2 separate regions of the Homo sapiens genome follow, and region 2 is linked to region 1. A link is an interaction called in ENCODE POLR2A ChIA-PET data of the cell type or tissue named here. Cell type or tissue: HepG2. All regions are shown on one strand. Each heading gives the region's core, and the rest is flanking DNA. Links, peaks and the distances in the headings are about the cores only.

What was found. Peaks named below come from ENCODE experiments on the same cell type or tissue, not always from the same donor. Only the 100,000 strongest peaks of a DNase experiment are listed, where the experiment ranks them.
Region 2: POLR2A ChIA-PET joins it to region 1 with 7 read pairs; 4 of 35 experiments call an interaction of 5 or more read pairs at or near these places.

Annotation. Positions count from the first base shown.
Region 1 is chr19:33,238,538-33,243,321 of GRCh38, forward strand. No RefSeq gene overlaps it. Among named protein-coding and RNA genes, the nearest start is that of SLC7A10, 15 kb to the left of the region's middle. RefSeq lists a silencer at 3,080-3,179. In HepG2, for the core only: a CTCF peak has its summit at 3,282 (motif pointing right); a DNase peak (open chromatin) is centred at 2,838.
Region 2 is chr19:33,346,264-33,351,047 of GRCh38, forward strand. No RefSeq gene overlaps it. Among named protein-coding and RNA genes, the nearest start is that of CEBPG, 25 kb to the right of the region's middle. RefSeq lists an enhancer at 3,856-4,784. In HepG2, for the core only: no CTCF peak of the experiment used is centred there; DNase peaks (open chromatin) are centred at 2,228 and 2,558; H3K4me3 peaks cover 674 bases.

The DNA.
Region 1 (4,784 bases), core at 459-4,458:
AATGCTTCTTGGTAAATTTCCAAACAAAACAAAGCTCCATCTCCCCTCAGCTTTCATGCTCATTGCATCCCTAGAAATTGTGCATCTGGAAAAGACGCCGAACAGAAGTAGTCATTCCCGATAGGGTCATTACCGATAGGGTTTATTAGCAATCCTACATCAGAGTTCCTCATGCCCCGCGCTGTGGATATGTTGAGCAGAATAACTGCTGTGCAGTGGGGTATGCTCGGCAGCAGCCCTGGCCTCTACCCTCTAAATGCCAGCAGTACCCCTAGGTCATGACAATCAGAAGTGGCTCCAGACACTGAGAAATGTCCCCTGAGGGGCAAAATTGTTCCCAGTTGGCGCCCCATCCCCACCTCCTGCCCACACAGAACTCCCTCCTCTCTTGTGTGGGGTGCGGGGCAACTTGCCACCAGGCGGGATGCCCCTCACACAGCAGGTCCCTGCCACCCCATGACTACAGCACCCCATTACTGCAGCCAGTGAACCCCCTCACACTTCTAAACTACCCCAGGGGAGAAGCAAAACCACTGTTGTGGGCCTCTGACCTCCCTGATTCTCTAATCTGGGTGGGTGTGGGGGCAGTGATGCCAAGAAGCTCCTTCCCTTCCCAGCACACACTGCAAGATCTGCGGTCCTCATTTCTCCCAGGCCTGGCTACTCTGTAACAGCTGCATCCTTACTGGCCCTGTGGGGACATGGGACGTGTCCCTGCCGTGGCTCCCAGCGGCCCCGGTGTGCTGGGCCTTTCTGCCTCCCTTAATTCCACCTTCCCTGTTCCAGCTGCTTGGAATGTCCTCAGTGCTTTTCCTCTGCAGTTACCCTGGAATTCCAGGGGAGTGCTTGGGTTGGTGGAACCTTCTTAGCCCAGGTATCCTCCTCCTCCAGGGAGCCCTCCGGAAATGTCCCTCCCTTGATAGGCTGGGGCCAGCACTCCCTCCCCGGCTTCTTTAGCCCATGGGAGGCAGCATCCACTCATTGTGTTCCTCCTTCCCTGCCTCCTGCTCCCCCATACCATCCCTTAACCCAGCCAGAGTCATTCCTCTTTGTAGCATCCCAGTCCTGGCCCAGAGTCTGGCTCCTAAAAGGCACTATAAATATTGGTGGCAAAGTTGAGGCTGTGACACTCAGTTCAATTTTTTTTTTTTTTTTTTAAAGAGACAAGGTCTTACTTACTCTGTCACCCAGGCTGGAGTGCAGTGGTGCAGTCATAGCTCACTGCAGCCTCAAACCTCTGGGCTCTAGCAATCTTCCGGCTCAGCATCCTGAGTAGCTGGGGTTACAGGTGTGAACCACCGTGCCTAGCTAATTAAAAAGAAAAAAAGTTTTTTTGTAGAGACAGGGTCTCACCATGTTGCCCAGGCTGGTCTTGAACTTCTGGCCTCAAGCAACTGTCCCGCCTCAGCCTCCCAAAGTGTTGGGATTACGAGTGTGAACTTCAATTCAATTCAATTGGCCCTTCAATTCTGTGTTCATTCACTGAAGATTCCAATGCCCCTCCCCCATCTAAAGTGGGGCAGACCAGAGGGAGGAGCAGTGGAGGCGGGGTGGACAGGGTCCCAGCGCTGGAGGAGACCCATCTGTGAGCCACCTGGAATCTCATCTGCCTGCCCAAGGCTTCTGCCCCTTCTACAGGAATGGGAGTCCCTTCAGGTGGACATAGGAGTTTCTCCATCTGAAAGTGCCCACCAGGGAAGAACTGCGCCAATCCCGATGGGCACTGGGGCTGAGGGAGGGCACTGGGGATGCAAGGACCCTCTAACTCCACCCATAGAACCCTTTTAGGGGCCCAGGCCTCCAGGCCAGCTCCCTGGCACACACCACTTGTGGAGTATGAACTTCCAGCCCCTAAGCCTCCGGGCTTTGAGCACAGCCTGGGCAGCAGCTGCAGGCACACTGGGGTGCCCACTCACTCTTCATCCTGCCCATGCCTGCCCATCTCTAGCCAAGGTCCATACCATGCACACAGGTGAGTGCTGTGGGGAAGAGCACACAGAGGCTGCAGCTGGCCCCCCGGGCAGGTCCTCAGCCCACTAGGCCCCTAGCCCAACCCTGGCTGAGACCCCAGCCTGCCCTGTGGGTGCCCGGCTTCTGTGACACCTCCGTTGCATAAGCGGGGACTAGAGGTCAGGTGAAGGCTGCAGGGGAGGGGGCTCTCTAGTGGATGAGGCCACCTCCCAGCTGGCAGGGCTGAGTGCATGGCAGTGAGGGACGCCTGGGTCCTGGGAAGGCACAGGAGGTAGAGACCCCGAGGCCCTGCCAGCTTCCCCGCGCAAGCCTGGGAAGCAAAGTGCCCACATCTTCTGTTTCTGTCAGTTCCTGCCAAGTCCCAGTGCCTACAACTGGGAAATGGGGCAAGTCACCTTCTCCTTCCTCTCTTGGTGGCTCTGGAAGGAAAAAGCCAGTGGTGTCACCTGAAGGCAGCCCCTTTAGGCAGGCTGGGTCTGGGGTCTCAGATGCCTGGTGCTGCCCGGTGCTGCTGGCCACGTGTGCCCCCGTGCCTTGGTTGGCAGGGTTCTGGGCAGCCCCGCCTACAGGCCTTTCCCCCCGTTCTTCGGGCTCCCCTGTGTGATGCAGGCGGCCTGGCCCTGGCCCGGAAGGGAGGCCGCTCTTGGCTGATGCTCACATGCCCACTCCTGGGCCTGGCCTGGCTCCTGGGCCCTCTCCCATGCCCATGTCCTCGAGGGCCACCAGGAGACGGGCCCTGGTTGGGGCAGACGTCGCCTTGGGGCTGGTCCCTCCTGGGCTTCTGGCTGGGTTGGTGACCTCCTTCCCCACTGGGTTCTGGCTGGGTGTTCACCTGGGGCTCCTGGCTCTGTCCCAGGTTGGCTTTCACAGCAGCAACCGTGAGGCCTGGCTGGGAGGAGGTGGGTGGAAAGTCCAAGGCTCCTCCTCTAGGCCTCCCTCCCCGGGGGGACTAGCTGATCACGGGGGGTGCTCCTGGGCAGGCACTCCTGGGGGTGAGGGGTGGTTGGGGGGTGCATGTGGTCCGGTAGGGCACTGGAGAAGACCCTCTGCCCAGAGGGCCCCAGGACACCCCTTCCCATAGGCCCACACGGCTCTGTGGCCGTGTGCGTGGGAGGGAGGGAGGGATGAGTGTCACAGCGGGTGTGAGTGCGCCTGTGGGTGAGGCCCGGAGAGCCGGCACGGGGGCGGGGGACCGTGAGAACCAGTCTGTGGGTGGAGACCTAGGGCAGGGGTGCCCTTCCTTTCTGGGATGTCCCAGGCCAAGGAGTTTGGGGGCTTGGGGGCCCACAGTGCAAGAGGAAATCCTGGCCACTAGGTGTCACCCGGAGCCCATGGGACAGAAGCAGGTCCCCCCCACCGCCCCCGGGGAGGGGTCGGAGCCCCTTACCTCCCAGGTATGCCCACTCCCGCAGCTGGGGGGAATCCCTGGTCTGTCACGGTGTCTGAGGGTCCACTCGCAGTGGGGAGCTGGTGGCACGGCGTTGCCCTGTGCAGGAGGCCATATGCTCTATGGAAGCACCCCGTCCCCACCTCCTGCCCATACAGACCCAGACTGAGGACGGAGCCAGTGACAGGTGGGGATGCAGCATCCCTCCCAGCCCACCCAGCCCCTCTGATGCCCGGGTGCCTGCGGCAGGGGCCCCCTCGTGCCAGCCCCTCCAAGGGAGCAGCTTGGACCTATGCCTGCCGTGCTTGCCGGCCTCAGGATGGAGGAGGGAAGGGTCCTCGTTCACAACCACCCCCCATCCCCCTTAGGTCCAGCTCAGCAAATTAGGGTCCCAAAGCCCTGCCCAGACCACTGGGGGCCTTTTGCAGCCTTTCAGAGCTGGTCCCCACCCTCCTGCTGTGCATCCACTCATCCAAAGCACAGCAAGGACCTACTGTGTGCTGGGAGGGCCCTGCCCGGCGGAGCTCACGTGTGATGGGATGTCAGCCGCCAAATATAGAAACCAGAAAATTTGTTTTTATTCATTTATTTATGAGACAGAGTCTTGCTCTGTTGCCCAGGCTGGAGTGCGGTGGCACTATCTGGGCTCACTGCAACCTCCGCCTCCTGGGTTCAAGTGATTCTCCTGCCTCAGCCTCTTGAGTAGCTGGGACTACAGGCATGTGCCACCATGACCTGCTAATTTTTGTAGTTTTAGTAGAGACAGGGTTTCACCATGTTGGTCAGGCTGGTCTCAAACTCTGACCTCAAGTGATCCATCTGCCTCAGCCTCCCAATACAGGCATGAGCCACCGTGCCCGGCTAACACTTATATTTTTTGTACAGGGTTTCACCATACTGGCCAGGATGGTCTCGAACTCCAGACCTCAGGTGATCGCCCGCCTTGGCCTCCCAAAGTGCTGGGATTACAGGTGTGAGCCACTGTGCCTGGCCTAAACCAGAGAATTTGTAATGGAGACAGTGACACACAGGAAAACATCATGGAGGAACTGGAAGGGCCGTGGGTGAGGTGGCAGCTTTGGTGGGGCTTGGGGGAGGGGAGCACCCCCAGGGAGGGACTTGTGAGAAAGTGAGGAAGAGCATCAGTGAGGTGAGCACCCCAGGGAAAGGCATTAGGGCAGCTGGAACAGTCCGTGCTAAGGCCCCAAGGCAGGAACGAGCCAAACCTGTCAGTGAAACACCAGGACCTGTGTGGACTGGGGCGGTGATGCAGGTGGGAGGTGGGAGGAAACAGAGGGTCTTGGACCGTGTTGCCTTCTCCCCAGGCCCTCAGGGACCATCCCTGCCACAGTGGAGCCTTTTGGCTGGCACATGAGGCTGTCCTAGCCGAGGCTGGTCCTGGCTGGTGAGGAGAAGATGCCATGGC
Region 2 (4,784 bases), core at 504-4,503, 110 kb after region 1:
TTATGTTTGTTTAGCAACATTGTATTGCATATTTCCAAATAGCTAGAAAAGAGAATTTTGAATGCTGTCACCACAAAGAAATGATAAATATATGAGGTGACAAATATGCTAAATATCCTAATTTGATTATTGTACGATGCATACATGTACTGAAATATCACACTGTTCCTCGTACATATGTGCAATTATTATATGTTAATTAACGCAAAAAAAATAACACGGTGTCCAGCTTACCTCTGTTTTCTATTGTTTGTGGTCTGTTTCCCCTGCTAGAATGGGACCCCAGGAAGGCAGGGAGTTTCCTCTCTTTTATCCCCTGGTTCATACTAAATGCTTAGGACTGTGCCTTGCATACAGTGAGCACTCAATAGATACTTGTTGGCAGTTTAAAAAGTCAGTACCTTAATTAACCAAGTATCAAGGCTTTTAATCTTTTTGCCTCAAATCAAACTAAAAACCTTGATTAAAAAGTCTTACCCTGTCTCTACAAAATAATTTTTAAAAAATTAGCTGGGCATGGTGGCACCTGCCTGTAATACCAGTTACTCAGGAGGCTGAGGTGGGAGGATCTCTGAGACCCAGAAGAGCTGTGATTGCACAACTGCTCTCCAGCAGCCTGGGCAACAGAGCAAGACCCCACCTCTAAAGAAAAAACAAAGTCTTTGCTGTTATCCAAAAGGATAAAACAGATTTTCCAGACAGAGGGTCAAGTTGTGCTATCTTTTTCCATAATATCATTTAAAACAAATTATTAAGAAATAAGTTTTCTAATATGAAATTATACAAATCCTGGACATTAAAAAATTATGTCTGCAATATTTACATAGCCTATGATATAAAGCAAATTTGGGGTTAATCAGTTTCTCTAAAGAACTTAAAGACACATTTGTCTTTAATCATGGCATGAAGTGTCTGATAGAGGAAGATCATACGAAAAAGTCCACATCTGATTATAATTATTAAACTGTGTATTAAACGCTTGGTATGTGCCAGGCATTTTTGCCTAAATTATCTCCAATTTTGCCAACAACACTTCAAGGTAAATATTACCATCCTCAGATGAAAAAGTTGGGACCCAGAAAGAAGAAACTGGCCAAGGTCACATGGATCTCAGATGAGGACGTGGGTTCGCTCCACTCCCGGATTTCTCCCCAAACAGCGTTCTGGGTTTTTCAGAGCACAGTGCAATGCAATTTCACATGTGTCATTGGTTTCATATTCGCAGTCAACACACATGTTTTGAGTAATTGTTATGTTCCTGGCACCGTGCAGCCTTTCTTGGAGATCACTGTAGGAAGCTTGGCATCTCGCTGGGAGGTACTCGGGAACCCTGGGCACATTTCGGGATGTGACAGCTGAGTGAGAGCCATTGTAGATGCCTGGGGAGTTCGGAAGAGGGAGGGATCCTCATGGGCTGGGCTCTTGAAGCCTAATCATGGTGTCCCTTGGCCTTCCCAGCCAGGCAGGGGCCATTGTTGGGTCTGGCTGCCTGGCTGCTGCATCCCCTTGCAGGGGCACCTCAGTCCTCAGGAGCAGTGACCTGTCCCGTACCATGTGGTCTTGGCAGAGAGGTAACTTCAGATCCATGTCTCCCACTGTCCCCCGCTGCCCCCCTGGCCTCTGTGGAAGCTGGAGAGGCCAATCCTCCTTCTCTGGGATGCTGGGGACCGGGGCCTGTGACCCATACTCAGACAATTTCAGGTCCAGTCCACTGCCCAGACCTTGGATCTTAAAGATGGTGGAGCATCTGCTCACAAGGATGGCGGGGCATCCATAGGCAGTGATGGCCATGGCGGGAAGAGGCCATAACGGAAGATATCTGGCTGTATCTCCAACTGGCTGTTCCTAAGATGAGGCGGTGACCAAGTTCCCTGAGAACAGGATTGTCTTCCAGCTCCCACCAAATGTGTGAGCCTACAATAGCTTCCCAATCAACTCCTTTTGAATTAATACAATCTTAAACCTGTTGTCCAGCCTATACTGGAAAAGTAAGCTTTTTCCTTTACCCTTTATCCGAAATTCAACATGGATGGATATAGGTCATGAAAAGACGTTCTGCGGACAATCACAGAATCAGAAGGTGAAATCTGCTTTTAAGGAGTTTTTCTTTACCTACTCTGATGCTTTCTCCACAGGCTGATGAAGGCTGCCTGATTCTTACTTAACAAAGCTGGGAAATTTCATCAGCCTGGGCAATATAGTGAGGCCCTGTCTCTACGAAAAGAAAATAAATACAACTTTAAAAATTAGTCAGGCATGAGGTGAGAGGATCGGTGAAACCCAGGAGTTCAAGGTTACAGTGAGCTACCATTGCACCACTGCACTCCAGCCTGGCCGACAGAGCAAGACCCTGTCTCCAAAAATAGTTATCATAATAAAACGCTAGGAGGTTTCAGTGTTTTCTTCATTCTTCCGAAGCTAGGGAATCACACACCAGGACAAGAGAGAGAGCCCATCAATTTGCCATGGGAGAGCTCAGGCTTTCCGGGTTGGGCTGGGGTTCTGGCTGAGGCATCAGGAGCTGGGCATCAAGGCCCTGGGCTCCCTGCTGGGTTTGATCTGTGGACTGATGCAGGGAGAGGCTTTCCTGTATTTTGGCCCAGAGCACATGATCTTATCTGCAAAACCGCAGCACTGTGCCTGGTGCTGAAACCATGAGAGAATTAAGCCTCGATGACCCAGTTACTGGACAATGCTGTCCAGCTCCAGGACTGCTCGTTGCTTCCACAGTATGATGTGTTAATTCGCTGACTGTATTTTCAGAGTCCATCCACTGCCCTAAACTCTCTGCACCCACAGTTCCAATGGGGAGCAGTAACTTCAGTTCATCAAAGCCAATTATTCCAGTTCTTCTTTTTCAGCTTGGATTTTTCCATTTCAAGTCGTCATGGGAAAGTAAGTCTTAATAAATCCCTTTATGCACGGAGAACTAGGGCAATTACTGACATTTTAAGAATTATTGAAACTTTTTTAAAGTTTTTTGATTAAAGTTCTAAAGGACATAAATAATCCTTTTTTGGTTTTTGGAAGGGCTTCAATTATTTTCAAGGACAGAAGTTGGGCACACGGGCTGTTCAAATCTAATTAATTATCTGGCTGCGCCCACAAAAGTCACACCTTCAAAACACTGAGGTTACAGCTAATCATCTGAGATTCTCCCACACTGGGATAACTGTACCCACCCTCTGGGGCCATGACAGATACAAGTACAGGATGCGTTATAGGAACTCAAGGTGCACCTCTGCAGGGAAATCAAGTTTTGTTTGTTTGTGACTCAACGATTTAGTCGTGCATTAAATATTCAATATCTGATGCAAGAGATTTAAAATCCTGAGGTGGTACCTTGAAGCAAAAAACACACAGGCTGGGTTAACCAATCACATTAATATTTTTATACCATAAATTAGATTAGAAATCCCACAGCTGGGAAAAGCCAGGGTGGAAAGATCCCAGGGAATGATGTGGCTCCGAAAAATCAGTGGTGAGCAAACTTCATGAGGCTGGATAGGGGTCTGTTTTGGTTTAGGATCAATAGGAAACTGAAGGCAGGTAACCTTTGACCATTGGAGAGACATACCCATGCCAACCAGAGTTCACTGGAGTTGATTTACTGCACTACGGTATGCTCTAAAAATAAGCACATAGTTTGACTGAAACTTGCATTTGAGTTAAAAAAAAAAAACAAACTATTGTTTTTAGTTTACCATGCATTGGTAAATTTCGAAAGAGGATAAGAGCTGGGCAGGAGGATCACTTGTGGGTGGGAGTTCGAGACCAGCCTGGGCAACATAGCAAGACCCTATCTTCAAAAAATTAAAATAACTTCGTTGGGCGTAATGGTGTATGCTTGTAGTCCCAACACTTTGGAAGGTTGAGGTGGGGAGATCCTTGAGACTTGGAGTTCAAGACTAGCCTGGGCAACACAGCAAGATCCTGTGTCTACAAAAATTTTTTTAAAAACTTAGCCAGACATGATGATTTGCACCTGTAGTCTCAGCTACTTGGGAAGCGGAGGTGGGAAGATCACTTGAGCCCAGGAGTTTGAGGCTGCAGTGAGCCGTGATCGTGGCACTGCACTCCAGCTGGGCAATAGATCAAGACCTAGACTCTAAATACATAAATAAAAATAGGATAAGAGAAAAAATACTTGACTTTGAAACCTCTATTGGAAAAGCTGCAGAGGTCATCTGTAATAAGGCAAAGGAGAGAATGGAGCAGCCACACCTCCGTCATTGCTGAAAGCCAAATTCTTTCTATTGACTCCAGAAGAAGACATATTACGCCAGTTTTTTAAAGCTGCCATATGTCTTATCAGAGTCACAGTTGAGTAGTGGTATGTAGGTCTACGGTACAAATACAAAAATAAGTGTTTGAGCAGGTCACAACATGCCCACACACCGTCAACTGCATCTTTTCTTTGGCAGAGGAGTCTGGAATTCACGGCTCCAAGGAAACAACTGTTTGTCAATCCAAACCTTGGATGCCGATACTGGTGGGCGGCTCAGTGATGACGTTCCTGTGTGACTCAAGTGGTTTCTAAAAGGCAAGAAGCCATCCCCGTGAGGCATACGGTGACCAGTGCTGAATCTTCCAACACCATTTCCCACAGGGATCAGTTGCAGTCAAGAGAATCTGTTTTTTTCAGAGGAGGATGCCCTGTGTGAGGGAAGAGAGGGGTGAGCAGCTGAAGGAAGGTGAATGGACAGAAAAGCTGGACACACTGGCCAGACTGGGGAGGGGGGTGGGGGCTCATGCCTGTAATCCCAGCACTTTGGGAGGCCCGG